3 separate regions of the Homo sapiens genome follow, and regions 1 and 2 are each linked to region 3. The links are chromatin loops, found by intact Hi-C in ENCODE. Cell type or tissue: PC-3. All regions are shown on one strand. Links, peaks and the distances in the headings refer to the core of each region. The heading gives the core; the rest is flanking DNA.

Evidence for each region. Hi-C counts contacts between places; a loop is a spot of excess contacts. Peaks named below come from ENCODE experiments on the same cell type or tissue, not always from the same donor. Only the 100,000 strongest peaks of a DNase experiment are listed, where the experiment ranks them.
Region 1: it touches region 3 in a loop (9-fold over the local background); 71 of 110 quality-filtered maps call a loop at or near these places.
Region 2: a loop joins it to region 3, with 5 times the contacts of the local background. A loop is called at or near these places in 6 of 110 quality-filtered maps.

The regions. Positions count from the first base shown.
Region 1 is chr17:63,078,080-63,086,585 of GRCh38, forward strand. The region is part of intron 3 of TANC2 (tetratricopeptide repeat, ankyrin repeat and coiled-coil containing 2); the gene reads left to right. Among named protein-coding and RNA genes, the nearest start is that of TANC2, 120 kb to the left of the region's middle. In PC-3, for the core only: CTCF peaks have their summits at 4,377 (motif pointing right) and 4,582; no DNase peak of the experiment used is centred there.
Region 2 is chr17:63,271,325-63,279,830 of GRCh38, forward strand. The region is part of intron 9 of TANC2 (tetratricopeptide repeat, ankyrin repeat and coiled-coil containing 2); the gene reads left to right. Among named protein-coding and RNA genes, the nearest start is that of CYB561, 170 kb to the right of the region's middle. In PC-3, for the core only: no CTCF peak of the experiment used is centred there; a DNase peak (open chromatin) is centred at 4,217; H3K4me3 peaks cover 543 bases; H3K27ac peaks cover 2,500 bases.
Region 3 is chr17:63,405,361-63,411,218 of GRCh38, forward strand. TANC2 (tetratricopeptide repeat, ankyrin repeat and coiled-coil containing 2) reads left to right here. Exons shown (of 28, transcript NM_001394998.1): 21 at 794-917. The region is part of intron 2 of LOC105371856 (a long non-coding RNA gene); the gene reads right to left. Among named protein-coding and RNA genes, the nearest start is that of CYB561, 38 kb to the right of the region's middle. In PC-3, for the core only: CTCF peaks have their summits at 468 (motif pointing right), 670, 1,567 (motif pointing left) and 1,768; DNase peaks (open chromatin) are centred at 611 and 1,561; H3K27ac peaks cover 556 bases.

The DNA.
Region 1 (8,506 bases), core at 3,227-5,726, 320 kb before region 3:
TGTAGAATTGATATTATTTCATCCTTAACTGTTTGATACAATTTCTCAGAAGCTAATTGGGCTTGGAATTTTATTTGCTGGAAGGTTTTTAAATGTGAATTCAAGTTATTTAATAAATATAGGACTATTAAAATTATGTGTTTCTTCTTGAGAAACATTTTAATATCTGCATAATCTGTAGTGATGTAAGCATTCTCATTTCTGATACTGGTAATTTGGGTATTCTTTCTCACTGTCCTGATCATTTTGGACAAAGATTTGTCAGTTTTATACATCTCAGAGAATCAGTTTTGTATTTGGTTTCTGTATTGCTTTCCTGTCTTCTATGTCATTGATTTATACTTTGTCCTTTATTATTTTCTTTCTTCTGCCTGCTTTGGGTTTAATTTTATCTTTTTCTTGTTTCTTAAGGTAGAATCTGGGGTCATTGATATGAAAGCTTTCTCTTCTAATATAGGAATTTAGTGTTATAAATTTCTGTTTACTGCTTTAGTTAGTTACATAGATTCTGATAAGTAGTATTTTCATTTAGTTCAAAAATACCCTTTTGATTTTTTCTTTGACCCATGTGTTATTTAGAAGTATGTTGATGTAGTTTCCAAACATTTGGAAGTTTTTCAGATATCTTTCTCTTATTGATTCTTACTTAAATTTCATTGTGATCAGAGGACAAACTTTCTGTAGGTTGAATCATTTTAAATTTGTTAAGACTTGTTTTATGGCCCAGGAAATGATCTATTTTAATAACTGTTCTGTGTGCGCTTTAAAAGAAAGTGTATTATGCTGTTTTAGGGTGGAAGGTTCTATAAATGTCAACCTGATCACGTTGATTGATAGTGTTATTTAAGTCTTCTATCTTCTTGCCGATTTTCTTTCTACTTGTTGAACAGCAAGGAATATTGAAATCTCAGGCTATAACTGTGGATTTGTCTATTTCTCCTTGCAGTTCTGTCACATTCCTTGTACCACTGGTCCTCTGATAAGAAAAATTCCTCTTCCTCAGAGATTTATGTGTCTCTTCAGCTATAGCTGCTGGTTGTGAGATGGGCTTGCTTAGGAACAGGGCTGGATGAGAAAGGTAAAAGAAGAAAAAGCCAGGGGATTTCCCCCATTCACGCAGTCCCATATAGAGGCCCTCCATTCCCACTTTCTAACCAGAAAGAGAAGACTTATTTTGTATCTCTTTGTGTTTGTTCCTGGTGTGTAGCTCCAGGATTTGGATTCAGGCTTGGGGTTTGGGGTACATAAAAAACAGCTGGAAACTCATTGCTGAACTGGTTGTACTTTAAGTTCTAGTTTTCTTCCACAGTTTGCCCACTATTGTTTTCTTTTCTGAGTCTCAGATTGCTGGTTCATCATTCTTTCCAGGATTTTCAGTTATATTCAGGGGTTTTAGTTACATTCAGTTAAGGCATAGTGTGCTTACTTCATCTTAACCTTCTGTTTTATTACAATATAGATAGCACTCAAAATATTTTAAAATTAGTATGCATGAACATCAACCTACCAGGACAGATGCTAGTTCATTCAGAACAAACGCTAGCTGTAGACAGCTGATCCCCATATAGGTGCATACTGCCTGATAATCTGCCCTGCCTGATTGTGGATACAGTTTCTATTTCATGTTTCTTCTCCAGTAGCAGCAGAAATATATGTTGTCTGTTGGACTGTGCCAATGTCTTACCCTCTGTGCATGAGGGTCCTTTTCTTTCCTTTGTGTTAACAAGTTCCTTGGTCTCTGATCTGTCTCTCTGGTACAGTGGATTTTGACTCAAACATGCTCATACTCACTGTTCCAGTTTAGGGGCAGAGACCTCCAATGTCTTCTGCTTATTATATGTAGGAGATGGGAGACAGGCTCTTGAAATGTGACTGTAAAACTGATTGTGTTAGTTTAACCCCAGTATGACTGCCGCAGGTTAGGTGGTTATTTTCTACTTTCCAATAGCGTATTATATATAATTGCACTATATTACTTACTATATTTTGTCTTATTTGTCTATTGGGTCTCCATTTTTCCTAGTAATGTAAGAGTTTATTAATAGCAGGGTCTTTGCATACAGAACAGTGCTAGTGCCTTGTATTTAGGTTATCAAGTTTGATGAAGGAAACTACAATTCCTGGAATTCGGATTCTGTATTTCAGAAATCTTGAGTTACTTTATCAGAGTTGGTTTTTTTGTTTGTTTTACTGGCTCCATTTTCTGCATTAAATGATTTTTTTCATTAGTGATCATATATATGTAAGCAACTTACTTGGTTCTAGACATTAAGTGGGTAGATGAACCAGCATGATATGATTGAAACCCAGTTTTTATTTTCTTTTGCAAAAATAGCATTATGCAGGCATTGAGTTCTGGTGTACAAGATGTGTACTGGTGTAATGATGTCCACGAAACCAGCTCATGCTGGAAGATGGGAAAATGCGGACGATGTGGCTTTGCATGATTTCCATTATTTGTAGCCAACTTTATTTGATTAATACATGCTGGTGTGTCAATAGAACTAGTATATTAAATTGTCAAATATACTATATTCTGATCCTCTTTCCTTGCAAATATGTAAAATATTTAGTAGAAATGAGATGTTTATGCTCTTGAAACACACAAATTATTCTTCAGTCTGGAAAGTTACAGTGATTTCTTTATTGAACCAACTGTGGTTAATTACGTAGAGTGACAAGGAAATTATTTCAATATTCAGTGTATTATTTCTTTATCTCAGTATAAGAATATATCTAGTATAGTAGCATTACTAATGAATAAGACCGTTCTGTTTATGTGCCAGGTTGTAAACTAGGTGCATAATCCTCATTTAATTATCAGAATAGTGTTGTGAAAGTACTATTATTTTCCTACAGGAAATATTAATTTTATATTATATTCTGGCTTTATAGTTATCTACATCCCAAGTTTCAAATCAGTATTGTTGGTAGCATGTATTTAGAACCTTTTCATTCTGATATATAAAGTATATATTTGTTTGTTGGTGGTTGGATAATATTTGGAAGATCTGAGCTTAAATGATAAATCCCTCTGAAATATCTTTATTGCTTGTTCTGTATTTCTTCAGAAATTTAATTTGTTGTAGATTTTTTAAATTAAAACACTATTTTTATAAAATTAAACTTGAGATGCCTTTTGGAATACGTAGCCCCAACTTGAGGCCAATAATTCATTATTATTTAGAATGTTAGGGATATGTCTTAGAATGTATTGTTATAGTTTCATTAATTTTTTAAAAAGTTAATTTATACCAAACAATGTAGACATTTAAAAAGGATATGTTAAGGCTTCTTCCTGTTCCACTCTCCTAAAGTAACAAATACCTACATTCAGTTTGTATCTTTCCATGTTTTCCTCTGAGCTCATACTGGCATATGCAAGGATGCGTATGCATATATAAACCAGTTTGAAGGTTTTTGAAAAATAAAATGCAGTTTTAGTTCTCCCCTTCTCTCTCAATTAACAGTATAGCATGGCCATCCCTCCAGGAACATACTTAAATTCTTAATTTCTTAAAATCTGTATATTGGTTGATAGTCTAAGTAACCCATTATGTATTCCACTGTTTCCGCATATATGAGTGTTCAGATTTGCAAAGTGATTATGATAATTAATTTATAATCTTAAGCTCTTGGAATACGTAGCCCCAAGCACATTTTGTATCAGAACATATTAAATAGACTATTTAGCTTATGATAATTGGCCCAATTAACACTAGAAGCCTTGTAGAAGCCGCTCCTTGCTTATTCACCTTTATGATAGAAAAGGAATAAAAGCATGACAACTAAAAAGTTTGGAAGGCCGGGCACGGTGCCTCATGCCTGTAATCCCAGCACTTTGGGAGGCCCAAGGCGGGTGGATCACGAGATCAGGAGATCAAGACCATCCTGGCTAACATTGTGAAACCCCGTCTCTACTAAAAATACAAAAAAAAAAAGTTAGCTGGGCGTGGTGGCGGGCGCCTGTAGTCCCAGCTACTTGGGAGGCTGAGGCAGGAGAATGGCATGAACCCGGGAGGCGGAGCTTGCAGTGAGCCAAGGTCTTGCCACTACACTCCAGCCTGGGCGACAGAGCGAGACTCCATCTCAAAAAAAAGAAGTTCAGAAAAGGTATGAACATCTAGAAAGATTTTATTTTAAAATATTCTTATGTGAATTTTTCTGGTAAGAGATAAAAGTTATAAAAAAACTTTGTAAGTCTTTTTGAAGGGTCATAAACAGTTGGATAAGAAATTATTAGGAAGGTATCTATTGGTAAAGCCTGGGGAAAATTATTATAGAGTTGATACATTTTTTGTTTTGTTTCATATGAAGAGCAGTTGGTTTTAATGTTTTTTTCCTAGTGAAAGTTTGAAGAGCTAGTTCCCACAAGGGGGCAGAATAAGACAAACCTGAAAACCTTCACACTATAAACACAGAAGTGGTAAATAATGTAACAAAATTTATTTTAAATTTATAGTTGATTTATTAAGAAGGAAGGGGAAATCACAAGGAGCTAGAAATGAGCAGAGAGGTAATTTTCTGATCGTCCTATGAATGGTACCATATATTGGCATATGTACCTACCTGTCCCCCGGCACATGTATGGACTGTAGGGTGATCATTCAGCTGTGGCCTTAGATTAGTATTGATGAGTGGAAGTTCATTTTGCTAAGTCCATGTATAAACTCCATCCCTTTGTTAATGAGGGTAGGGTAGAGTGGCTGGTTAGGCCATTTTCATTGGCTGAGACTGACTGAGTCCCCAGAACAGGCCATCTTGTTTACCAGGTTAAGCAGCCCCTTCTCTGCTGTGTTTGCTCTTTGTCAGGTATTCACATGGGGCATAGATTACTTCATGTGTGTTCCCTTTCAAAGAGATACAGCCAAATTCTTTGACACCAGATATCTTTGTAATCAGTTTTCTAATTGTTCCAAGTCTCTGAATATCCAGTAAAACCATTAAACACTGTCCATGAGTCAGTATAGAACAGTACCTCTGTTATCTCTCCTTACAATCAAAATGGACAATCAGGCCCTGCTCAAATTTCTGCCACAGGGAGGGCTTCACTTCTTCACTTCACCACTCCTTCAGGACCACCCCTGAATGGGGCTGCTGTGCTGTTGTCATCTACGTGTCATGCAGAGCCATGACATAACTACTCTGCCAGTCACTTCCTGTAGCTGTGTCTTCATCCAGACCAAGTGATGAGAGAACAGACAGAGAAAAAAGCAACAGCAATGAGGATGTACTTCACACCCTTGGGACCACAACTCCTGGGATAAGAGAAAAAGATTCCCTTCTCTCAGACTTCAGGTGCTTGCCCAGTCACCACTACCATATCCGCCTGGGAACTGGGATGGAAGAAAAGGGGGAAAGGGAAAAAAAGGGGGAGATTTCCTCCAGTCTCTTGGAGCCATAAGGGCCCCTTTTTCTGGTCCTCAGACCAGAAAGGGAGGGATTCTCTTGGAGTTTTTTCTGATCTTACCCAGTAGATACTTCTCTGAGTTTTGAGCTCTCCAAGCCAGGTAAAATGCAAGGAAAAAACATAGTAAACTCAGTACCACTTCAGAACTTTAAGTTCTGTGCTCCTTCCCCAGTCTGCCTGATAATATTTGTTTTCAGTCTTCAGACGGCTTTTGGATATTGTCAAATGCTTTTTATGGATCTGATCATATGGATATGATCATGTGATTTTTCTTCTTTAGCCTGTTCATGTGATTGATTTTGTTAATTGATTTTCAAGTGTTGAGCTAGTCTGGCATACCTGGTATAAATACCACTTAGTCATGGTGTGTAATTCCTTTTATACATTTTTGGATTTGATTTGTAAATATTTTATTGAGAATTTTTGCACGTACGTTCATGAGAGAAATTTCTGTAGTGTTCTTGTTGTATCTGTCTGGTTTTCATATTAGGATAATGCTGACCTTATAGAATAAGTTAGGAAGTAGTCCTTCTGCTTCTACCTTTTGAAAAAGATTGTAGAGAATATGTGTAATTTCTTCCATAAATGTTTAGTAGAATTTACCAGTGAACCCATCTGGGCCTGGTGCTTTCTGTTTTGGAAGGTTACCAGTTACTGATTAAATTTATTTAATAGTTATAGGCCTATTCAGATTGTCTATTTTTTCTTGTAAGAATTTTGCCAGATTGTGTTTTTCAAGGAATTGGTCATTTTATCTAGGTCATCAAATTGTGGGTGTAGAATTGCTTATAATATTCCTGTATTATCCTTTTAATGTTCATGAAATCTGTGGTGATACCCCTCTTTCATTTCTGGGATTAGTAATTTGTGTCTCTTTCTCTCTCTCTCTTTTTTAGCCTGGCTAGAAGCTCCTCAATTTTATTGATCTTTTCAATTTTTTTTCTTTTCAAAGAACCAGGACTTGGTTTTGTTGATTTTTCTCTATTGATTCCCATTTCCAATTTCATTGATTTCTGCTCTAGTTTTTATTATTTCTTTTCTTCTGCTTGCTTTGAATTTAATTTGCTCTTCTTTTTCTAGTTTCCTAAGATAGATGCTTAGATTATTGATTTTAGATCTTTCTTTTCTAATATATATTAAGCACTATAAATTTCAGTCTATCACTGCATCCCGCAGATTTTGAAAAGTTGTATTTTTATTTAGTTCAAAATATTTTAAAATTTCTTTTGAGATTTCTTCTTTGAACTGTGTGTTATTTAAATGTGTGTTTACTATCCAAGTATTTTGGGATTTTTCAGCTATCTTTCTGTTATTGATTTCTAGTTTAATTCTGTTGTGGTCTTAGAGCAACCATTGTATGATTTCTATTCTTTTGAGTTTGTTAAGGTGTACTTTATTGCCCAGAATGTGTTCACTTGTAATGAACATTCCATGTGCGCTTGAAAAGAATGTGTATTCTGCTGTTGTAATGTGAAGTAGTCCATAGGTGTCCATTATAACCAGTTGATGGATGGTGCTGTTGAGTTCAACTGTGTCCTTACTGATTTTCTGCCTGCTGGATCTGTCCATTTCTGATAGAAGGCTGTCAAAGTCTCAAGTGTAATAGTATATTCCTCTATTTATCCGTGTAGTTCTATCCATTTTTGCCTCATGTTTTGATTCTCTCTTGTTACATACTCATCAGTCAAGACTGTTAAGTCTTGTTGGGGAATTGACTCCTTTAAAGTTAGTTTTTTGTAAGTAACACATTAGTTGGGTCTGTTTTTTTGACCCATTGTTACAATCTCTGACTTTTAATTGGTATATTTAGATTATTGACCTTTGAAGTGATTATTGATATAGTTGGATTATTATCTGCCATACTTGTTACTATTTTCTGTTTGTTGCCCTTCACAGTTTCTATTCGTCTTCTACTCTTTTCTGCCATTTGTTGTTTTAATTCAAAATTTTATATAATTCCATTTTCTTTCCTTTCTTATATCACTTCTTTTTTCACCTTTTTTAGTGGCTGCCTAAAATTTGCAATATATATTTACATAAATTTAAGTTCACTTTCAAATAATACTGTACTATTTCACAGGTAGTACAGATACTGTGTAATAACAAAATATCCCTAATTCCTCCCTGGCATCCCTTATATCATTGTTGTCATTTATTTTACTCACACACACACAAGCATACATGCACATGTGTGTCTGTATGTGTGTGTGTATATGTATATTATACATATACACATAGCACACACAAGCATACATAATCAAATATATTGTTGCTATTATTATTTTGAACAACTTATGTGTTAGAACAATTAAGAATTTTTTAAAAAGTCTTTATCTTCACGTATTCATTCTCTAAGGCTTATCCTTTCTTTATGTAGATCAGACTTTCTGACCTATATCATTTTATTTCTCTGAAGAACTTTTAACATTTCTTGCAAGGCAGGTCTTCTGGCAACAAATTTTCTGTTTTTGTTTGGGAAAGTCTTTATTTCTCCTTCACTTTTGAAGGATGATTCTGCAGGGTATAGAATTCTAGGTTTGTTTTTTTTTTAACCACTTTATTTCATTCTATCTTTTCTTGTATTGTTTCTGAGGAGATATCAGGTATATTAATAATTTTTTCTTTGCTTTCCTGTAGGTAAGGTTTTTTTCCCTCTGGTTTAAGATGTTTTTGTTTCTCTTTGATTTTCTGAAGTTTGAATGTGTTTTACTGAAGCATAGTTTGTTTGGCATTTATCCTGCTGGGAGTACTCGGAGCTTTCTGGTCTATGGTTTGGTATCTGACATTAATTTGGGGAAATCTTCAGTCATTATTGCCTTAAATATTTCTTCTTCTGTTATTCCCATTATGCATATTTACACCTTTTGTAGTGGTTCCACAGTTCTTAGGTGTTCTGTTCTTTTTTCTGTTTGCTTTTCAGTTTTGAATGTTTTTATTGACATATCCTGAAGCTCAGACTCTTTCCTCAGCCACGTCCAGTCTGCTAATGAGGCCATTAAAGGCATTCTTAATTTCTATTCTAATGTTTTTGATGTACGTTTTCTTATTCTTTCATAGAAGTTCCATCTACTTATATTACTCATCTGTTCTTGCATG
Region 2 (8,506 bases), core at 3,227-5,726, 130 kb before region 3:
TCTGTTATATTTTGGCATTTTATTAACAGCCTTTCAGACTGTTATGAGACGGTATCTCACTGTGCTTTTGATTTGCATTTCTCTAAAGATCAATGACACTGAGCTCTTTTTCTTTTTTTTTTTTTTTAATTTTGCTTTAAGTTCTGGGATACATGTGCAGAACATGCAGGTTTGTTACATAGGTATACATGTGCCATGGTGGTTTGCTGCACCTATCTACCCGTCATCTAGGTTTTAAGCCCCGCATGGATTAGGTATTTATCCTAATGCTGTTCCCACCCTTGCCCCCCCCATCCCCCAACAGGCCCCAGTATGTGATGTTCCCCTCCCTGTGTCTGTGTGTTCTGCCATTGAGCTCTTCTTCATAAGCTGGTTGGCTGCATGTTTGTCTTCTTTTGAAAAGTGACTGCTCATGTCCTTTGTCCATTTTTTTTAATAGGGTTATCTGTTTTTTCTTAACAAATTAATTTAAATTTAATTAATTAAATTTCTTAACTTAAAGTTCCTTGTAGATGCTGGGTATTAGACTTTTGTCAGAGACATCGTTTGCAAAATTTTCTCCCATTCTGTAGGTTGTCTGTTGACTCTGTTGATAGTGTCTTTTGCTGTGCAGAAGCTCTTTAGTTTAATTGGATCCTGTTTGTCAATTTTTGCTTTTGTTGGAATTGCTTTTGGTGGCTTCATCATGAAATCTTTAAATCTTTGCCTATTTCTTTATCCAGAATGGTATTGCCTGGGTTGTCTTCCAGGTTTTTATAGTTTGGGGTTTTACATTTAAGTCTTTAATTCATCTTGAGTGAATTTTCTTATGTGGTGTAAGGAAGGGATCCAGTTTCAGTCTTTGCATATGGCTAGCCAGTTATCCCAGCACCACTTATTAAATAGGGAGTCCTTTCCCTATTGCTTGTTTTTGTCAGTTTTATTGAAGACCAGGTAGTTGTAGGTTTGCAGTCTTATTTCCTGGTTCTCTATTATGTTCGGTTGGTCTATGCGTCTGTTTGTACCAGTACCATGCTGTTTTGGTTATTGCAGTCCTGTAGTATAGTTTGAAATCAGGTAGTGTGGTGCTTCCAGCATTGTTCTTTTTGCTTAGGATTACCTTGGCTATTTGGGCTCTCTTTTTGGTTCCATATGAATTTTAAAATAATTTTTTCTGGTTTTGTAAAGAGTGTCATTGGCAGTTTGATAAGAATAACATTGAATCTTACCAATTACTTTTGGCAGTATGGCCATTTTAACGACATTGATTCTTCCTATTCATGAGCATGAAATTTTTTTTATTTGTTTGTGTCATCTCTGATTTCTTTGAGCAGTGTTTTGAAGTTCTCCTGATAGAGATAATTCACCTACCTGGTTAACTGTATTCCTAGGTATTTTATTCTGAAATAGTTTTTTAATCACAATTCTGGTTTTAAATGATCCTAGAGATGGTAGTTAATGCTTATATACACTGTAGTATACCCAGTAGATAACTAAGTTTATTGACTGACTGATTTCAAGTGTAGAGAGTGTCTGAAATAATATCCTCTGGATGTATGTCCAAAGAACATTTGAGGTGACAAGCCATGCATTGATTGGGAACTTCATATAGGCAGAATCTTGTACTATTCTGTTAAGAGCAGTGTTTCTCAAACTTTTTGGTCCCGGGAGCCTTTTATACTCATAAAAAAATTACACAGGCGGCTATGGCTGTCCCTGTAATCCCAGCACCTTAGAAGGCCAAGGTGGGAGGCTTACTTGAGCCAGAAGTTCAAGACCAGCCTAGGCAACATAGGCAACATAGCCTAGGCAACAACCCTGTCTCTACAAAAAAATTTAAAAATTAGCCATGCATGGTGGTAGTCCTAGCTACTCAGGAGGCAGAGGTGGGAGGATCACTTGAGCCTGTGAGGCCAAAGCTACAGTGAGCCATGAGCCATTATTGCTCCACTGCACTCCAGTCTGGGTGATAGAAGGAGACCCTGTCTCATTTTTAAAAAATTATTGAGCTTATATTTATATGGGATAAATTGATATTATCATATTAGAAATTAAAAATAATATGTTAAATATACTTTGTTTAAAATAATGTTTTAAAATAATAATAGGGATTGTTGAAATAACTCATTTATTCATTTTTTTATAAATAATAGACCCATTACATGTTAAAGTTATGTAAGCTGTGGAAAATTCCACTGTACACTTGTGAAAGAATGAGAGTGGAAAAAGGCAAATAACCTCTTAGTACTGTAAATATAGTTTTGACTTTGCAAACTCCAAGAACATATCTCAAGAATCTAGGGATCCCCAGATGACGCTTTTATTTTATTTTAGGATCACAATGTTTAAAAACAAGTTTTGTTGGCTCTACACCTCCAAAGAGCTCCCAAATCCAACTACTTTTCACCTCCTTCAATACTGCCTCTCACTGAGACTATTGCAGTAGGCGAGCTTAGTGGCTCTCACAGTGTGGTCCTGGGACCAGCAGGAGTGGCATTATCTAGGAAGTTTTCAGAAATGCAGATTCTTTAGCCCCATTCCACACCTACTGAATCAGAAATTCTGAGAATGGGGCTGGCAAGCCGTGTCTTAAACCTTGCAGGTGATTTTGCAGATCACACTTTTAAAACCACTAGTTTAGAGGATGTCATTGTAATTGAAGATAAGCTTTATGCCTCAAGGTCCATCAGTCTATTTACAAAAGTGCAAAAATGCGTAGTTTGAGAGCTGGTTACATGTTATTCATGAACATGATTTAACAATACAGGCATAATTAATTTAACAGGTGCCTTAATAGTAACTGCAGTTGTTTGATGATAATGGTAGTCTTTTGACTGCTGAAGCAGAAGTTGGGATAACATCTCCAAGTGGGATATTAACATCAACATTGCTTCATTAGTTAAAAAGTCCTTTTTTTTTTTCACTCTTCAAGACAGCTGTTTTGAACAACTGTTCTACAAAAATTGATATTTCCAGAAACCCGGCCCAACGGGGGAGAGGTCATGTGAGTCAACTGTCCAAAGCAACTTAACAGATTCCTAGCTGTCAACCATCCAAGAGCTTGAATACTAATGATAAAAGTCATAGAAGATTGTGTACTAGTACAGAGTATATAGCTAGCTAACCTACTACAAGCGCCTTTTCTAGTCCCAAAGCCTAATGTCTTTGATAGATATTAATTTGAATTAATTTAACTAATAAAGTTTTTAACTTAAAATTTTAAAATTAGGCTAGGCATGGTGGCTCACACCTGTAATCCCAGCACTTTGGGAGGCCAAGGTGGAGGGATCACCTGAGGTCAGGAGTTCGAGACCACCCTGGGCAACATGGTAAAACCCCATCTCTACTTTAAAAAAATACAAAAATTAGCCAGGCATGGTGGCGTGGGCCCATAGTCCCAGCTACTCAGGAGGCTGAGACTTAAGAATCACTTGAACCTGGGAGGTGGAGGTTGCAGTGAGCCAAGATCGTGCCACTACACTCCAGCCTGGGCAACAGTCTCAAAAAAATTGTTTTAATTATTTTTGGCTTCATGTTTTTAAATTTAATCACCATTAGGTTAATGTGGAGTTATGCTAAAAATTATCCACCTGAAAATGTCCACTCTTTCTGATCATCTTAATGAAAGCTCTCTCATTCCGCAGAGAAAGATAGAAACTAAGTTTGCTGCCTATTACAAGGAAGGAAGAAATAGTTTATTTTTATGGATAAATGTAATAAATCTTATGATGGATTATATAAAGGGAACCAGGAGGAGTTAAAATATACAAGGCAAATTGTAGCATAGTGACTTTGAATGGTAGCTACGTGGGTTAAATTAACAACAAATTATTAATATTGAGACCCTAACCTGCCTGGTCTTAAGTTACAACCACACTCTTCTACTTGAAGAAATTATATATTGCTAATTAAAACTTCATTTCTCAATATATGGTGGTTTCCTTAGAACTTTTACTAAATCTCATTACATAAAAAGCCATTCAGAGGCTTTGTGTTTAGTTATTAGCTACTTTAATAGACACTAGGTTGGAGGGCATATGTACAAATGATAGTCTGATTCATTGGCAGAATTTATGTGAAATTGGCCCTGCCACAGTTAACTTGGTTTTATCAAAGCAATAAATTTAATTTTTATCAAATCTGTGCTTCACACCATTTATGAGTCCCGTACTGTTCTGAAACAATGAATCCTTTATGATGATGACTAAGATGCATGTCATGAAGCTAAATGCTCTTACATTAGCCTACTGAGTCACACATCCCTGAGGTTGCTTAGTCATCTTGATCATTGCCTGGCTGGCTCTCACATTTACAAGGGAATATTTCCATCAGTCTTTTCTACCTCATTGTTCATTATTTCATCCCTACAAGTAAGATTAAATTTTCTTAAGTAGATTCAAAACCCAAGGATAAGGTTGCATGCACATAACTTCCTATAGTAAATATTATATGGGTAGATTGTAAGTTTTAGTTGTATGAGGTTGTTCCCCTCACCCCCAACCAGCTCTTCTGCAGAGAAGACTGTGAAGTAACATGAACAAAACTCTCATCATGACATCTAACTCTGCAAGATATCTCACTGGAAATACTTTAAAATGCCTTGAGTGCAGTAAAGAAAAATAACACACTCTTAACCTATTTTGATGTTTTGATCTAAATTAAAGAATAAACTTCCCAATTAATCTTATTATTTTCCTCAAAAGTGACTAGGTCTATTAAAGTAACCATAATGCCAATAAATTTACTTAGATAAGACTTTGCAAAAAAATTTTGTAATTCAGTAAAATGATCTAAGTTTTTTAATCTTGTAGTATATAAAAGGTTTGTTGTGAAATAACTTCCCCAGATGCTCATAAAATTACAGAACTAGATGATTTCATTTTAAGGCCACAAACGAAAGGCTATTTCATCAATGAGAGTTCACTTTAAAATGTTTTATCTTAAATTTCAACGAATTAAAATACCCAGTTTTTATATTCCCAAAAATAAATGTTGTATATCACCTTAAAAGCCAACACTCTAAGAGCACAATACTTAAAACAACTGTATTGCCATAGTTATAAATATTTTATCAAATATTTCCTATTTTAAAACCTTTACTGTTTTATGTTTTCTCTACATTTTCAGGTATTAAATGTGAGGAAGCATATAAAAAAGCAGCAACCTTTGGGAGAATTGGGTTTTCCCTTTCTTTTTTTTTTTTTTTTAACTGTTCTCCAAAGATCTTTGTTCTCTTTCTGAAAATTCCACTCAGCAGTGACTGCAGATTTTTCTCAACAAATGTTTTCCCATAAGACCAATGTCAGAAAGCTGAAATTTAATATGGAAGTTATTCAAAGATTCAAAGTAAGATTTTTTTCAGAGTAAAATAAGCCTTCCCCCTTTTTTATCCCCACATTAATAGAAGGCAATGGACTTTTTAAAACACTAAGACAAATGTTAACAGTGAGACACTCTTCAAAAGGTGTAAAAGTGATAGCATACATTTATTGGAGTTCTTACTCTTTGTGGGCACAGTGCTTAGAGCTTTAAACATATTCTTATTTAATCCTCACAACTCTTTAAGTAGTGGTAATAAGGAAACTATGTCATAGACAACTTAATATAAAAAGCAATCGGTAATACAGTAATAGCAGTACATTGGCTTATGGTAGATACTCTGTACTCTGCGGTATTGGAGATGGCAAAGACTGTTGAATATTTCAGCAGGAGCTGTGGTCAGAGAGGATACTTGATTCATTCACCCAAACCAGCTTCGACTCCTCTCTTCCTAAATAGTACTTCAGTTTTCCTCTCACTTGAGCTTTAAATCTTGGAGTCAGCATTGAAGCACCATCTACATTATCTCCTATATGCAGTCAGGACCAGACCCTGAGGGTTCAGCTCTCACAGAGTTTCTCACATTCTTTCCATATTCTCCATTCTCAATATTGCTAATTAGCTTGCCTCCCTCCTCTGGTCTTTCCATCTTCTTCTTTTTTTTTTTTTTTAACTTTTATTTTAGGTTCCGGGGTGCGTGTGAAGGTTCATTACATAAGTAAACTTGTGTCACGGGGGTTTGTTGTACAGATTATTTCGTCACCCCGGTATTAAGCCGAAGACCCATCAGTTATCTTTTCTGCTTCTCTGGTCTTTCTGTCATCTAATCAGTATAATGCCTGGCTGCCAAAGTAATCTTTCTAAAATGCAGCTCAGAATCATGTCATTTCTCTGTCTTAAGTTATCATTGCCAGCATCCTTGTTCAGTTAGTGTGCAGGAATAGAAATTAGCAACATTTAAAAGCAGTTTTGAAGAAAACAAGTTACAGTTTATTACCTTTAAAATTAACTCATTGATACTTAAGAAAAGCTAAAAAAAAAAAATTTAAAGAATAGACACTGCCAGATGGACAATGAAATGGAACATGTAATGGAAAAGAACTAAAGGAACAGAGATAGTAAGATAATGTATAAGAACATGCCAACACAATGCTTAATGAATTTTATTAATTCAGCAAAAAAAAAAACAAAGACTAAAATTATTTCTATGCCAGATGAGTCATCAGTATTTGGCATCAGTATTTTTAGTACTTAAAAAGAGGTAACAGGCCGGGTACAGTGGATCGTGCCTGTATTCCCATCATTTTGGGAGGCTGAGGCAGGAGGATCACTTGAGGCTAGGAATTCGAGACCAGCCTGGGCAACATAGTGAGACCTGTCTTTACAAAAACTTTAAAAATTAGCCATGCACGGTGGTACACGCCTGTAGTCCCAACTACTCAGGAGGATCACTTGAGTCCAAGGCTGCAGCTTCAGTGAGCTATGATTGTGTCACCACACTCCAGCATGGCTGACAGAATGAGGACCTGTCTTAAGGAGAAGGATAAGGAGAAGCAACAGAGTAACAAGGCAATCTATGGAATAGGAGAAAATATTTTCAAACCATGTATCTGATAGGAGTTAATATCCAGAATATATAAGAAACTCCTACAACTCAGTAGCAACAAAACAATGTTTAAAAATGGACAAAGGACTTACATAGACATTTCTTCAAAGAAGACATACAAATAGCCAATAGGTATATGAAAAAATGCTCAATATCACTTATTGTCAGGGAAATGCAAATCAAAACCATAATGAGATAGTACCTCACACCTGTTAACATGGCCATTATTTAAAAAAAAAAGAAAGAATAACAAGTGTTGGTGAGGATGTAGAGAAATTGGAACCCCATACACTGTTGGTGGGAATGTAAAATGGTGCAGTTGCTATGGAAAACAGTATGGAGGTTCATCAGATATTTAAAATAGAACTGCCATATGATCCAGCAATCCCACTTCTGGGTATTTTTCCAAAAGAACTGAAATCAGGGTCTCAGAGATATTTTCACTCCTATGTTTATTGCAGCATTATTCACAATTGCCAAGAGACAGAAACTACCTAAATGTTAAAGGATGAATGGATCAAGAAAATGTGGTCTATATATCAATGGAAAAGAGATCCTGTAATATGCTACAATATGAATGAAACTTGAGAACATTCTGCTAAATGAAGTAAGCCAGTCACAAAAGGACAAATATGACATGATTCCACTTACATGAGGCATCTAAAGTAACCATCAGAATAGAAAGTAGAATAGTGGTTGCCAGGAGCTGGGGGAAAGAGGAAATGGGGAGTTCCTGTTCAATGGGTATAAAGTATCAATCATGAAAGATGAAAAAGTTCTAGAGGTCTGCTGTACAACATTGTGCTTATAGTTAGCCATGCTGTACTATTCACTTAAAAATTTAAGAGGGTAGCTTTGTGCTTTAATTAGCCTCTCCCCCTATGGAAGAACAAACATCAGGAGTAGGCAACAGATGGCACTGAAACGTGAAGGTGAGGGGAAGTCCATGATGCTGCCAAGACTCCTGAAAGTGATTGAGAAATGTGTAAAGTGAAAAGACTTGAGCAGAGTTCGTCATCAAGAATGGGAAGACAGGATGAAAGCATGACCATCACTAGCATTTACTGAGCATTTACTATGTACCAGGTTTCATGCTAATAACTACATTATCATGACAGCCCCATGAGGTATATGTATCCCCTTTTACAGAGTAAGAAATCAAGATGGAGAGAGGAGTTAAGTAATTTGCAAAAGGTCACAGAGTTGTTATGTCTGAGCATATAACCTACCCTGATATAATACCTGTGGTTAAATGATCTTAGGGGCTATAAATTAGAAACAGAGGATTGTGACCCAAAGGAGAGGTAAATTAAGATATATAGAGAGTGTAGCTGATCTAGTAAAAGGAAAAAGCTCTAAGCCTTGCTAGGAAATACTAAACTCCTGAAACCCCATGCTTTTATATAGCACCTGTCATATCACATAATGTTTTCAAAGGACTGAAAGTCTTAGACTAGGTGCAGCAATCCTCACTGGTGAGCACTGTACAGAAAGGACACCTCAACAAGGAACATAGTGTTTTCAAAAATAAACTGATTGTTCCCAAGGAGTCCCCCCCACCCATTTTTAACTTTTATTCCCCTATGTCTTATGAGTGAGATA
Region 3 (5,858 bases), core at 23-2,522:
CAGTGATCAGGTTTGAGGACTTGGACCTTTGTTATGAGTATTCTGGTTAATTGAGAATACGACAGTTAACATTCAAAACCATCACTTGATACAGATTGTATAGAAGGACTAACTACTTATGTCCTGGTGATAGAGTGACCTCCTTCTCACATTTCACAGCATCCAAAGACTCCTTGGAAGGTTCATTTCTCAGCGGACTTCTGCTAATCACTTACTTGCAGATGTCTGAGACTTACTAAAAGAAAATACAGTGAATGCAAATTCTAACAACACAATCCTTTTAGATGTTTGGATTCTGGATAAATGTTAATTTATACACTTAGGATGGAAAGGAAAGCACACTGATAATAATCTTCAGAAGTATTTCAATAGAAAAAAGGCTGTAGAAGCCAAACAGCCCTAAAGAGTTACCAGAGTCACTTGATTATGTTCAGTTCAGTTGCAAGTATTAACTACAGGCAGATTTGCAACCACTAGAGGGCAATAAAGGAGTGATTTATGTTGGAACTTCCGCTATGGGATTGTTTAATCCTACATCTTGGCCTTTGTTAAGTTCTTTTTTACTTAGTAGCTGAGTCAGACATTGAGAGTTGAATCCTTCTCATTTGACTGTCCCTGAGAGAGATTAAATCACATGGTACTAGGACTATACAGGTACTTATGGGGGAAGTGGAAAGATACATGGGTGACTCGTACAGCAGTAGGAATTCCTACAGAGTAAGAGATAGTGTGCACGTGTCTTCTCAGCAGCTCTTCTTTGGGCTAATTGGTCCCTGTTTCTCTGCACTTGCAGATTGTTGATCTTTTACTCACCCATGGAGCTGATGTCAACATGGCAGACAAGCAGGGCCGCACTCCCCTGATGATGGCTGCTTCCGAAGGCCATCTAGGAACCGTGGACTTTCTGCTTGCACAAGGTTAGTCTTGGAATGCTAGAGCTGGCTGGCCAGTTTCCATAATTACCTGGTGAACTCATGATTTCCAGCAATGGATCCCAGGAGATGCTAAGAACAGATATTAATCCAGTTGGTTGGAAAATGAAAGGCTATCTCCTCCCCTCTTGTATTCAGTGTAATGTTTTTAACTCTGATACTCTCTATTTCCTTATGACTTGAGGGATTTAAATGAAATTAACATATTCTAAATTCTCATTCAGATCAGTAGTCTCCAAACTTTGATTTTTTAAAAATATATACTCAATAAATGTTCATCTTCCGGGGATTGTGTTCTGACTTTATCAATTCTTTTGTAAGCCTGCACAACTAATATTTTTCTTGAATTCAAAGGAGGCAAATGCCAGTGAAGATCCCTGCTGACTCTGGGATGCTATTTGGGGGATCAAGATTATTACCCTGTAGTAATAAATTCCTTTTGACACTTACCAACATCCACAAATTCCTGGTGAATGGGAAATAAGTTAAAGGAGATGATGATCACACCACCATCATAAAGTACGTCAGGCTCCTGTTGGTTGCTGTGACCTCTATCACCTGTGCATAACAGTGGCTGCTGATGATGGACCTCTGTAGTAGAAAAAGCTCATCACTGGTGACTCTGCAGTGCCATCTAGTGGAGCTTGAGCATTTACTTGAAGCAAGAGACAGAGGCAGTCATTCCAGTTAGCCTCCACTATTAGTAAACTGGACGCAAATGTCGGTAATTACATCCACAAGCACATGTACTTTCCTTCAAGAAAACCAACCTCCTGAAGAATTATGCCTAGGCCAGAGCAGCTGAGGGTAGTTTAATTAGGAAGAAATTAGGTTTCTTCTAAGATTTCAAACTACAGCTCAGTCAGAGACTTACTGGATCTTTAGCTGTATCCCTTAAGTAAGATTTTTTTCCACAGACTCAGACTCAAGGCTGGGTCAGAATCAGAGAGTTGCTCTTACAGGGTGCGAAGTGGCTCTTGCCTTCCCCATATAAGCTACCAAAGAAATTTGGCTTCATGCTCTCTCCCTTCATTCTGCTGGGGAAGCAAGGAGGAGGAAGGTTGGGCCTAGATTCTCAAGATAAGATGTGTCCAGAGTAATATTCCAGAACAAACCAAGTCCACTGAAAGAGGCAGGAACTCTTGAGCCACTGATAACCTTTAGATAGCTGCAAAGTACCTGTCATGTGCCAGTAGAGGCTCCGTAGCCATAGATTCCAGGTATTTGTTCTCCCTTACCAGTGAAGACATTTTCATCTTTGGACTGTTTCATTTTTTTCCACACTTAGAGGCTTAATGAATTCAACAAAGATTTATTTAGGCTATGTTATTAGCAGAACACTATACTAGGAACTATGAGTGGTTCTGATTTTTTTAATTAATACACTATAACCTGTGCCCTCAAAGGGTCTATAATGTGGCAGGGAAGAGATGAAACAAAGATAAATGCCTTAAAAAGCGGAGAATCCTGAGTGCTCTGATACAGGCGTCCGTTGAGTTAGACTAGGACAGACTTTGAAATTCGAAGAGGAAAAATGTTTTGTATTTAGGGAGAGGAAGTAACATAGATGAAAGGCCAAAGAGGAATGACAGGTTTGGAGAAATATGCAAGCTGTCTAGTAAAATGTAAGGGGACTACGGAAAATAAAATTGGAAAGGTATGTGGAAATGGAAAAGGACCAAGTTAGAAGAATCTGGACTTAATTCTAAAGGAATCTGGGGAGGCTTTAAAAATTTTAAATAAGGAATTGATGGCAGAGTTATGCTTTAAAAACAATCACTCTGGCAGTATGTGAACAGCAGATTTGACAAAGGAGCCAGGAGATCAGTTAGGAAGCCATCGTAATGGAACATATGAGGCATAATGAGGTCCTAACCCAAGGGCAGTAGCTTTCAGCATAGAACAAAAAAGGGCTATGTGCAAGAGGTATTTTGGATATGAAGCCTGATTAGATGTAGGAAATAAGGATAGAACAGTTAAAGATAACTCCAGAGTTGTAAGACGGACATTTGGGAGAATTGTGATTTCATTAACTGCATGAGAAAGAAAAGAGAGAAGAGGAAGATTACAAATTGGATTTTGGAAGTATTTAACATATTATGGATTTGTTTCATGTGTATCTCCTTTTAATTTCTTCTCTTTCCTTATCTTTGGAAAAATCAGTTCATCTGTAATGTACATCCAAAACTTTCTTATCCTACTCTTTCCTCCACTGGATACTTTGTCCAGGAAATTTATAGATGTTGCATCTGAGAAAACGCCTTGGATTCTGTTCCGTATTTAAACTTATTCCATATTAGAGTCAGTGTTTTAATTGCAAACTATACCATTACATAAATGGCTCTCATCAGGATTAAGGGATGGTCCCTTCCAGCTTTTCATCCTCCTGTGGGAAACCATAGACTCTAATGACCTCCAGAGATGCAAAGGTGATAGGCTAGATAACTGCTGAGTAAACCCTGAGCCTGCTGTGGCAGGTGCTAAGCTTGAGCTGACATCCGAATCCTGTCCAGCTGAGGGGGCAGCCAAGTGTCCTGGTGCAGTAAGTTGATCTCTGATGTAGTTAAATATGACATGCCTACTGTGTGAAAAGCGTTGTCTTAGGTACTCTTCTAGCAAGTAAATGATTCGCTTCTTACCATTGAAGGCCTTACAGTCTGGGTCTTAAGAACCAAATGTATATTGGATTTTAGACTGATTACAAAACAGCATGTCAGGTATGCTTGATCCTTTCAAGTGAAAATAGAAATGTTGAAGGGAAACAGATCCAGAATATGAAAGGGTGGGTGGAGAATTTAAAAGTGGGGATGGAGTTATTGAATAAGGCTGAGTAGTTTAAACTCTGAATTTTTTGTTTATTTGTATTTGTTTTTTGTTTTTGTTTTTGTCTTTTTTTAGAGGCAAGGTCTCACTCCATCACCCAGGCTGGAGTGCAGTGGCCTGATCATAGCTCACCAAAGCCTGGAACCCCTGGGCTCAAGCGATCCTCCCATCTCATCCTCCCATCTCAGCCTTCCTAGTAGCTAAGACTACAGGCTCACACCACCACCACACCTGGCTAATTTTTTAGTTTTTTGTAGAGACAGTCTCACCATGTTGCCCAGGCTGGTCTCAGATTTCTGGCCTCAAGCAGTCCTCCCACCTCGGCCTCCAAAAGTGCTGGGATTATAGGTGTGAGTTACTGCACCCAGCCAAATATTTATTTTTTTAATTGACAAGTAAAAATGGTATATGCAGTTATGTATCACTTAACAAAGGGGAGATGTTCAGAGAAATGCATTCCAAGAATTGTGTCCTTAGGTGATTTTGTCATTTGTAAACATCATAGAGTGCACTTACACAATCCTAGATGGTATAGCCTACTACACACCTAGGCTGTATAGTATAGCCTGGTGCTCCTAGGCTACAAACCTGTACAGCGTATTAACTGCACTGAGTTACTGTAAACAGTTGTAACACAGTGGTATTTGTGTAGCTAAACATATCTAACCATAAAAAGGAACAGTATTTATGGTGTACAACATGATGTTTTGATGCAGGCTGTATATCCCTTATCTGAAATGCTTAGTTATATATCGCTTATCTGAAACACTTCTGTTGGGATTTTATTTTTTGCATTTTGAAGTATTTGCATTATACTTACTGGTTGAGCATTTCTAATCCAAAAATGTGAAATCCAAAATGCTGCAATGAGTATTTCCTTTGAGTGTCATGTTGGTGCTCAAAAAGGTTCAGATTGTGGAGCATTTCTGAAATCAGATTTTCAGATGAGGGATACTCAAGCTGTATATGTATACATTGTGGAATGGCTAAATCAAGCTACTTAATGTGTGCATTACCTTACACACTTTTTTCTTCTGGTGAAAATGCTTAAAATGTACTTTCACAACAGTTTTCAAGTATATATTGTTATTAACTATCACTATGACTATAGTTAACTATAGAGTAGATTTAGTGTACTAGTTAGTAACTAGTACCGTAGATCTCTTGAACTTATTTCTTCTTTCTAAGTGAATTTTGTGTCTTTGACCAACATCTCTCCAATCCCCCCCCCCCATCTCCTAGTTTCTGGTAACCACCATTTTATTCTTTGATTCTATGAATTTAACTTTATTAGATTAAACTCTAGATTTCTTTCTTGTCCTGGGCTCAGTGTCCTCTCGTGTTTATTTCCCCCACCTGGGGAGGGAGAAGGGGCCCTGGCATCGTGATCAATGACAAACATGTCCTGGGCTCCTATTTGATGAGACTGTCTCAAGGAGTTAGCACTATTATCAATGGAAGGCTTCTGCTCAGCTCAGAAAACATTCACCGAACTCTGGTGCAGTGAGGGCCGAGGCAGGTGGATCACTTGAGGTCAGGAGTTCAAGACCAGCCTGGCCAACATGGTGAACCCCATCTCTACTAAAAATACAAAAATTAGCCAGGCATGGTGGTGCATGCCTTTAATCCCAGCTACTTAGGAGGCTGAGGCAGGAGAATTGTCTGAACCCGGGAGGTGGAGGTTGCAGTGAGCCAAGATTGGGCCACTGCACTCCAGCCAGGGCAACGGAGCAAGACTCCATCTCAAAAAAAAAAAAAAAAAAAAAAAAAAAAAGAAGCAGAAGAAAATGCTCATTGAGAATTTATTACATGCAAATAGTATACATAAAAAGAAATAATGGAATAAGTTGACTTATGTTAAGCATACTTAAGATGAGGTAGCAGTGAACTGTGAGAAGCTTCTTAGAGGCAGGAGGATGGAGATAGTTCCTAGAGAATGAGAAGTGAGGCAAGTCATGGGGGAAGAAAAGCTCTTCCACACATGGAGCAGCATGACCAAGAGTGAGGATGCAGGAGGATTTACGGGAGATCCGAGAGGCAGAGAGTGAGGATGCGGGAGGATTGACGGGAGATCCGAGAGGCAGTGAGCACATCCATTTGGCC